2 separate regions of the Homo sapiens genome follow, and region 2 is linked to region 1. The links are chromatin loops, found by intact Hi-C in ENCODE. Cell type or tissue: breast epithelium. All regions are shown on one strand. Region 1 holds the start of LOC105377582 (a long non-coding RNA gene). Region 2 has its middle 7.5 kb from the start of LINC02427.

What was found. A loop is a pair of places that touch in the nucleus more often than their neighbours do. Peaks named below come from ENCODE experiments on the same cell type or tissue, not always from the same donor. Only the 100,000 strongest peaks of a DNase experiment are listed, where the experiment ranks them.
Region 2: it touches region 1 in a loop (3-fold over the local background); 62 of 110 quality-filtered maps call a loop at or near these places.

What each region holds. Positions count from the first base shown.
Region 1 is chr4:184,291,330-184,296,329 of GRCh38, reverse strand. It overlaps LOC105377582 (a long non-coding RNA gene), which reads left to right and starts at 2,718. Exons shown (of 6, transcript XR_939552.3): 1 at 2,718-2,781. It overlaps LOC124900825 (a long non-coding RNA gene), which reads right to left. Exons shown (of 2, transcript XR_007058413.1): 2 at 1-2,636. In breast epithelium, no CTCF peak of the experiment used is centred here; a DNase peak (open chromatin) is centred at 2,609; H3K27ac peaks cover 985 bases.
Region 2 is chr4:184,542,588-184,547,587 of GRCh38, reverse strand. No RefSeq gene overlaps it. Among named protein-coding and RNA genes, the nearest start is that of LINC02427, 7.5 kb to the right of the region's middle. In breast epithelium, no CTCF peak of the experiment used is centred here; no DNase peak of the experiment used is centred here.

The sequences.
Region 1 (5,000 bases):
GCAGGACACAGCATTTCTCTTTAAGGACATTTCCTTGAAGTTGCATTTATCAATTCTCTTTCCATTTCATGGAACTTAGTCAAGTGACCACACTGACATGGAAGGCAGTCTGAGTAATGTAGTCCACATTTGAGTGGCCATGTGCCCAGGTAAAAAATCTTCATAGACTACGGGGAAAATAGATACTAGGAGACTCCTTGCAGTCTCTGCCACTGGCTGTTGGGTACCTCATTTTCCTCTCGCTTCTTATTATCCTATTCAATCTTCAATCAAGAGTCAAGATCAAGTAGTTGGGTCTCTTATGTGACACAGACCCATGAGTGATAGGGGGCCAGTGATCTACATCCCTATGGGGCAAGGACTGTAGTCAACTGTCCCTTAAGACATACGTCTTCTTGGAAATGGTAAAAAGAATGCAAGTGTAGCTTTGGCATTCATGGATACAATAATAAAATATTGAAATACAAAGTTTGGAAGCAGTGGACTTGAATCAAATGGAAGCAGAACAAATAACAGCTTTGATAATAATAATCTTCACATGACACTTTAACTTTTCAAAAGTGTTTCCACATTCTGAATATTATTGTACTTGACAGTGAAAATAATCATGATTTGTTGAAACTTATATTAGTTCCCTATTGTTGCTGTAAGAGATGATCACACATTTAGTGGCTCAAAACAACACACATTGATTATCTTACAGTTCTGGAGGTCAGAGTGTCAGAAATAGGCCTTACAGGGCTACCATTAGGGTGTTGGCAGTGTTGATTCCTTCTGAAAGTTCCAGGGGAGAATTCATTCCTCGCCTCTTCCAGCTTCTAGAAGCTGTCAGCATTCCTTGGCTCGTGGCCTCACCCTCCTCTGCTACTCATGCTGATCTCCTGCCTCCCCCTTCTAAGGATCCTCATGATCACACCAGGCCCGCCTGGCTAGCCCAAGATAATCTCCCATCTACAGATTCATGTCTTTTTCACACCCGTGAAGTCCCTTTTGCCATACAAGGTAACATTCACAGGTTCCAGAGATTGGGGCATGTGTTTTTACATCATGAGTGTTGTGGACTGAATGTGTGTGCCTCCTCCAAGTGCATGTATCACAATCCTAACCCTCAATGTGATGACTTTTGGAGGTGAGGCTATTCATGGGGGCTCCACCTATGTCACGAGGGTGGAGGACCTGTGAATGGATTAGTGCCATTATAAAAGAGACCCCAGAGAGTGCTTCGGCTTCTTTCAGCCACAGAGAAAAGCTGGATGTCCATGAGCCAGGAAGCGGGTTCTCATCAGACACTGAGCCTTTCAGTGCCTTGACCTTGAACTCCCCCACCTCCAGAAGTGTGAGAAATAAATATTTACTGTTGAAGCCACTCAGTCTATAGTGTTTTGTTATAGCAGCCCAAATAGGCTGAGACAATAGGTTTTATTATTATTCAGGTATGGTGAGGAAATGGGTCAGGAGATGACTGCCATTACGTACAGCGTGTGTTACTCACAATTCAAGAGCAGAGGTCACACCATGCCATGCAGGGCCACGTGGGGAAGCACCAGGATCGGTCAGGAGGCAGAGGGAATGAGAAGAAAATGTGGGCAAGAGACTTCATTATGGGTTGTGAGGGGGAAATGTAGGACAGGCAGGCAGGTGTAGTATTGCCCATTTTAAATAATTTCACTGGGCTCTAGGGCATCGTGGCTATTTCTAGTTGTTTAATATCTGTCCCTGGGGTGATTAGGGCAGGGGGATAGTGGCTCTGCAAGTGAAAGCTAGATAAAGGGGGTCAGTGGGGGCATGGGCTTTGGATTGGTGGCTTGCATACAAAAGGCACACTTGTAGGTGAGTCCCTTACTACTGCTAGGAACTGACCAGTCCTGGGAGGGGGAGTCTCTCCAGGATCAGCAAGACCCCAGAAGCCAAAACATCAGAAAACACAGAAACTAAAAAGACATGATTAGAATAACATGGACATCTTGTAATATAAGTATGACATTCAGTATAAGTGTTATATTCAGTTTACAGATGAGAAATTTGAGACTCAGATATTAAATAACAACTGTCACACAATCTCTAAGAGGTAGAAACAGAATTCAAAGCCAAATCTGCCCAAATAAAGCTCATTCTCCTGAAACAAATGTCGATATCCCCATTTTACAGATCACAACCCTTTATCAATGAAAACAACTCTGTACAGGTAAGGGAGGCATCCTTCATGAATTCTTCCTCCCGTTTCCACAATTCTTGCAATTAATCAAACAATCTGAGCCAGTCTTCACTTCATGAGAACAGCTGTCTCCAAAATGCTGAGGACATAAACAACTATAGAATAAACTGAGTTTATGGCAGAAAATCTCCTACGATGTGGAAGAAAGGAGACCTTCGTCATCTTTCTCTGTCGTGGACGTCTTCTCAGTGTGTTGAGGTGTGCTCTGTGACTTCCGTGGAAAGGGCATGGCTGTGTCCTTCTATGCATTTTGCAGTCATTCCCATCTGCAAATACCATTCCTTCCATAAATAACAATCACTCATTAACTCCAGGGACTATTGACTTCCCTTTCTTCAATAAACACTTCTGTGGGCTTGCTGTCTGCTTCCTCCTTGCAGCCACGGTAACCATTGTTGGGTAATGCATGGTTGCCAGGCTCCTGAACGGGAGTGAGATTTTTTTTAAACCTGATGTCACATCCAGGACAAACAAGAGAAGTCCTTTTAACCAAATAGGACTCCTATATAACAAGAGTCTTTGAGAAGAGAGTCGTATGACCTAAGATGTCCCCTCCAACTACTTTGGTAAGGGTCCTCCACCCACAGAGATCTTCCTCTATTCTGAGATGGAGAAATAATGATTAGAGACTTTACGCATAAAATGCCTGCTGTGCCAGCATCCATAGGTGGACCAAAATTCAGTTAATCCTCACAACTGCCTTAAACATAGGTACTAATATAATTGCCATTTTAGAGATGAGAAGAGCTAAAATTTGGAACATTGAGCCCTATGTCTAGCGATGAGAGTGAAGCTGGGATTTGGACCCGTGTGAATGATTCTAGGTTGGAGTGTGTGCTGTAAAACACTCTCGCTGGTTCACCTGAAGTTTAGGGCACACATCATTTTCATTATGTGTATTTTACTACCCACTGGCTTTCTTGTTCTAGAGGTGAAAGGATAGGCTCTCTTCTTCTCAATGAGTGAGCTTATACCCGGAAAATACAGACTTTCAGGAAACTGGCAAAACAAAGGCAATCTTTCTCTAACGAGGAGAAAGGGAGAACTCTTGACCAAAAGAGAAAGTGAAGGGCAGCTATGACCAACTGCAAGACCCCTCCCCTCCCCTCCACACACACACTCTCACACACTCTCACACACTCACACTCACACACACACTCACACACACACACAAAAACACTGAGAAAGTGAAGGGCAGCTATGACTAACTGCAAGATCCCTCCCCTCCACACACACACACACACACTCACACACACACACACTCACACATACACACTCACACATACACACATACACACACACATTCACACACACATACACACACACACACACTGTGAGAAAGTAAAGGGCAGCTATGACCAAATGCAAGATCCCCTCCCCTCCACACACACATACACACTCACACATACACACACACACTCACACACACACATACACACACTGTGAGAAAGTAAAGGGCAGCTATGACCAACTGCAAGACCCCCGCCCCTCCACACACACTCGCACATACTCTCTCACACACACACACACTCACACATACATACACACACTCACACATACACACACACTCACACATACTCACGCACACACATACACACACATACACACACTCACACATATGTACACACACTCACACATACACACACACATACACACACACAGACATACACACACACACTCACACATACACACACACAGACTGGGAGGTGCACTGCCCTGATTCCAGCTGGTGGACGGCAGGGGCAGTGCTGGGCCACTCTGGAGTCTCTGAGCCTTTCCATTTCCTATAAGCGGGGATGGTCCTGCTATGGAGGCTGGCTGGACATTCTGGCCTGTGATGGCATCATTCACCAATCATTTAACAACAAACAGCTAGAGTCTAATCACACTCAGACCAATCATTTAACAACAAACAACTAGAGTCTAATCACACTCAGACATTCAAAATCTACCACTTGATTGCAATGCTGCATCGGCCAGCTTTACAAGCGAGGTGTCAATATGGAGAGTGTGTTAGTCCATTCTTGCACTGCTATAAAGAAAGAAATGCCTGAGACTGAGGAATGTATTTTAAGACAGGTTTAATTGGCTCATGGTTCTGCAGGCTGTACAGGAAGCATAGCAGCTTCTGCTTCTGGGGGAGGCCTTAGGAAACACACAATCATGGTGGACAGCAAAGCGGGAGCAGGTGTCTTCCATGGCAGGAGCAGGACCAAGAGAGCAGAGAGGTGCCACAGACTTTTAAATAACCAGATCATGTGAGAACTCACTATCAGGACGATAGCTCCAAGGGGGATGGTAGTAAAGCATGAGAAACTGCCCCCATGAAAAGCATGAGAAACTGCCCCCATGATCCAATCATCTCCCACCAGGCCCCATCTCCTACGTTGGGAATTACAATTCAAATGAATCTGGGTGGAGACACAGATCCAAACCATATCAGAGACCAAAGAAGGACAATCTTCCCATGAAGTTATATTTGCTTAAGGGGCTCCCAAACTGCATTTTCCTGGGGGCCTCTTCTGTGGCAGCATGTCACTACACTGTGAGGCATTATTCCTTGACTATCTGCACCTTATTGACACTCAGATGTAGGCTGACATTCTTAACCTGTGTGAGAGTTTTTAGATTGGTAAGAACAAAAATAAAGGTGAACAACCACACACAGAATTAGTAGAAATAAAAAATAAGCTGTTAATCAAAAGAAAAGAAATGAACTGTCAAAAACGATATGAAAGTAGCCAGTCTTATTCTCAATGAAAGAAATGTAAAATCAATAAGATAC
Region 2 (5,000 bases), 250 kb before region 1:
AGTACTGTACTTGCCCTGGGCTAGGCAAAGCTGGGCTTCCAGAGCCTGTCAAAACAGTGGGCGCGACAGACTTCCTCAGAAATGCTCTGTGTTCTGCCTTGATCTTTCACATTTGTTGCTTCCTCTCAACACTGAACGTTTGCTTGGGTCAGGGGTGAATAAACCATGGGTGAATTCAGGCCTCAAACTCCTTGGGAGGAAGCAGAGTTCATGCCAGACAGAAAGGAGGCGGGGGTTCCCCCAGTTCAAGGTGCACACAGCTGGGACCTGGGGTACACAGCACCTCCTTCACTCCTCTGCCGTCTCCGCAGTCGGACCTGGCCAAGAGGACTCTGCACTCTGCACTCAGCCTCCTGATTCAAAACTCCACATAGGGAGTGGCCAGCATAGCTTGATTACTGTCTATTGAGTGTTCATCATATGCCAGGTATTGTGTCAACGCTGTCAATCCTCATAATTGCCCTTTGAGTTAAGTCTTCTTAACACCTTTACACAGATGGGGAAACTGAGGCTTTAGAGTTTAAGCAGTTTGTCCCAAGCTACATAGACTGTAAGTGGCAGAGCTAGAATTTGAACCCAGGTCTGACTGACTTCAAAGCCCAATACCTATTTGGTGGATGGAAACGAGAGGTTCATTGGCTGAGCGTGGTGGCTCATGCCTGTAATCCCAGCACTTCGGGAGGCCAAGGCAGGCAGATCATGAGGTCAGGAGATCAAGACCATCCTGGCTAATGCGGTGAAACCCCGTTTCTACTAAAAATACAAAAATTAGCCGGGCGTGGTGGCACACACCTGTAGTCCCAGCTACTCAGGAGGCTGAGGCAGGAGAATTGCTTGAACCCGGGAGGTGGAGGTTGCAGTGAGCTGAGATCATGCCATTGCACTCCCACCTGGGCAACAGAGCAAGACTCCGTCTCAAAAAAAAAAAAAAAAAAAAAAGATGAGAGGTTCAGCAGAAAGACCACAGTGTCCTGACACTACTATTTGTGTGCAGTTTCATTGTGTGTTTGTCTGTCTTGATCCAGGCTATTTCAATGCTGAGTGGCTTTAAAACTCCCAGCTGAAACCATGTACATACACATGGGAATTCGTCTCAACAGTGCAACTGGAACTGTATTTCTGCATGTTGTCATTGATATTTGAATAGTCATCCGGCAGGTTTGCATTCATGATCTCATTTGTGTCTCTGGAACTGAATTAGGTTAATGTATTCCTGGAACCCAACATGGAGACTTTAAAAGGTAAAATGCATACAAAATAGGACAATGTCCATTGATGATAATTCTACACCAAAGATTTTCAGTCAAACCTATGTCAGATTCTTCTCTGGACAAACTCAGAACTCTCCATGCCTTAGATTAGCAGCCTTCCGTTCTGCCCTGTGCTGGAACACCCTGGCTCATGAGAACAGGAGCACGCAGGATCCCAGCCCTGCATTCAGGGGAGTCATGTTACTTGGCCAAGATGGATGGGTTGAGCATCCCCTATCTGAGACGCTTGGGACCAGAAGTGTTTTGGATTTTGGACTTTGGAATATTTGCATATGCATAATGAGAGATCTTGGGATGGTACCCATGTCTAAACACAAATTCCTTTATGTTTCACGTACACCTTCTAAACAGAGACTCAAGCGTCATTTTATGCAATATTTTTAGTAATTTCATGCATGAAACCAAGTTTTTTAAAAATTATTTTTACTTTTATAGATTTGGGAGCTACAACTGTAGTTACCTTACATGGCTATATAGCATAGTGGTGAAATGTGGGCTTTTAGAGAAACCCTCACTAGATGAGTGCATGTTGTCCCTAATAGGTGATTCTTTGTCTCTCACCCTGCCTACCCTCCTACCTTTTTGAGTCTCTGATGTCTATTATCCCACTCTCTATGTCCATGTGTACATGTTATTTAGCTCGCACTTAGAAGTGAGAACATGTGATATTTGACTTTCTGTTTCTGTTATATTTCACTTAAGATAGCAGCCTCCAGTTCTATCCATGCTGCTGCAAGAGACATGATTTCATTCTTTTTTATGGCTGACTAGTATTCCATGGAGTATACATCACATTTTCTTCACTCAATCCTCCACTGATCAACACTTAGGTTGATTCTCTATGTTTGCTATTGTGCATTGATTGCATTTTGACTGCGACTCATCCCATGAGGGTGGGTGTGAAATTTTCCACTTGTATCATGTTGGCACTCAAAAAGTTTCAGATTCTGGAACATTTTGGATTTTGGATGTTCGGAATAGAGATACTCAACCTCTATTTACACCATGTGTATTAGTTTCCTAGGCTACCATGGCAAAGTACCACAAAGTGTGTGGCTTTAAACAATAGAAATGTATTCTCTTCTAGTTCTGGAGGCCAGAAATCTGGAACCGGGGTCAGCAGAGCTATGTTTCCTCTGAGATCCTGGGTAGAAGTCTTCTTTACCTCTTCCTAGCTTCTGATGGGGGCGTCAATCCCTGCCACTCCTTGGTTTGCAGACATGTTGCTCTAATCTCCACCTCCAGAGTCACGTGGCATTCTTGGTGGGTGTGTCTGTCTGTGTCTCTTCTCCTCCTCTTATAAGGACACTAGTTGTATTAAGAGCCCATCCCACTCCAGTATGACCTCATTTTAACTAATTATATCTGCAATTACCCTATTTCCAAATAAGGCCACATTCTGAGCTTCTGGGAGTTAAGATTTCAACATATCTTTTTGAGGACACAATTCAAATTATAACACTATGGAAATCAGCAAACACTACAAATCAGGGCTTTAAGAAAAATAATTAAAATGTAGAATTTTTTAGAATTGGTTTCCAACACATCAGTGTGTTTGTCTGTCATATGACATCAGGACAGGGCCACTCACCTCAAATATCACTTTTCCATGGGAATTTTTCATCATAAATTTCCACATACTCCAAATGGACTATATGCTGTCTGTCAGAGTAAGATTTAAAGGTGACAACATGCTAGTTAGGATTTACCAGCCATTTCTCAGCCTTTTAAACATTTCTTATATGTGTTTCCACTATAGAAAACTTTAAAAATATGGAAGAGTAGAAAGAGAAGTTTAAAAAATTCATTCATAGTTTCATCATCCAAGGAGAGAGCTATTAATAATCCTTGAAAAATTTTCTTCAAAAATATTTTTGGAACTTTTTCTCACTTTTTCTTTTGCCATTTATATTTTTTCTTTTGTGATTAACCTGTTTGAGAACTTTGGCTTTTTTTCCTAATGCTTTTTATTATATATATATTTTAAATGTATGAGTAATACATGAACCCACTTTCAGTTAAAACAGTAAGATAAGCAAAATCCATCTTGACCACCGCCTCAATACCAGTCTTTCCCTCTGGAGGTAGACACTGTTACTAGTTTCAGGTAGATCCTTCCAGACCCTTTTCAATGCATTTTATGCGTTAATATTTTTGTTCATACATAAACCATATCATATGATGTATTTCTATGCCATAGTTTACTCCGCCCCCACTCACTAAATCGTATGTCCTTGACAACCTTTCATATTAGATTTAACTTGTTCTCTTTAACTGCTGCAACATATTTCATGCTATAAATAAGTCACAATTTATGTCATTGTTCTCCTGTTGCTGATTTTTAGATTGGTTTTGATCTTTCATGATTGCAGTTATGAAGCAATGAATGTCCTTTTACATGACTCTTTGTGCCCATGTACAAGCGTTTCTCTAGGATAAATGACAAGAAGCAGAATTTTTAACTTGAAGAGTATTTATAATTTCAATATCATGCCAAATCCCCTTTAAAGTAATACCAATACACCCTTCTACTCTATCCATTTCTCCACATCCTAACCAATATAAACATTATATTCTTTTAAAAGTTTGTTCATCTGATAGGAAAAACATGGCATTTTTCTGCTGCCGTTTTGGTTTGCATTTTTAAGAGACTGCTAGTGAGGTTTACTGGCTGCTTAATATCTGTCTCGGTTTGGTCAATTTCAGTGGGTCTTCATGCATATGGAACCCATCAGCCCCTCTTAATGGCCTAATCTGCAGTAGGTTTAAAGCTCAGGCCCTTGAAATGAAACTTCATGTATTTAATAATTGGTGCATTATGGAAATAAAGCTAGTGTTTCATCTGAATTCAGATGGTCTCTCAGTTTATTAATGAATCCATTTCTATCACTGATGCTCTTTTAAGGAGGTGTGATAGTGTCTCAGGATTTGAAAAAGTAGGATTGGATTTTTAAAAAATTTGTTAACTTAGAATTTACCGTGGAAAAAAATTCTGCAAAGTCAACTACAGAATCAAAAACTAAGCAAATCATCCAATAGAGTAATCAGCTTCACTGCCTAATCCAGGGGGAACTTCAATCCTAATTTCTAAATTCCTGAAGATTATTTTCAGTTATGTCAAAGAATACAGCAGAAGCTCTCTTAACTGATGTGATTTACATTAGTAGGTAGTTGTATAATTACAAAAGTTAGTAAAAATGGAGAGTTGAGAAATAGAAACAAATGTTAAACATTGTAACTGAAAATAAAAATACACTCATTTATCAATCTTTTATAGGTAGAGCCAAGGTGTTTTCTCTTTATATAGATCTGCTGACCTCATTTCTATGTAGTCTTTTTTTTTTTTTTTTTTTTTTTTGAGACGGAGTTTCGCTCTTGTTGCCCAGGCTAGAGTGCAGTGGTGTGATCTCGGCTCACCCCAACCTCTGCCTCCCGGGTTCAAGTGATTCTCCTGCCTCAGCTTCCCGAGTAGCTGGGATTACAGGCATGTGCCACGACACCCAGCTAATTTTTGTGTGTGTGTGTCCAGCTAATTTTTTTTTGGTATTTTTAGCAGAGATGGAGTTTCACCATGTTGGCCAGGCTGATCTCGGACTCCTGGCCTCAGGTGATCCGCCCACTTCGGCTTCTCAAAGTGCTGGATTACACGCGTGAGCCACCACACCTGGCCCTATGAAGTCTTTCTTGCATAAATCACCCCCATATGTATCATCTCCAATTTTCCAGTGT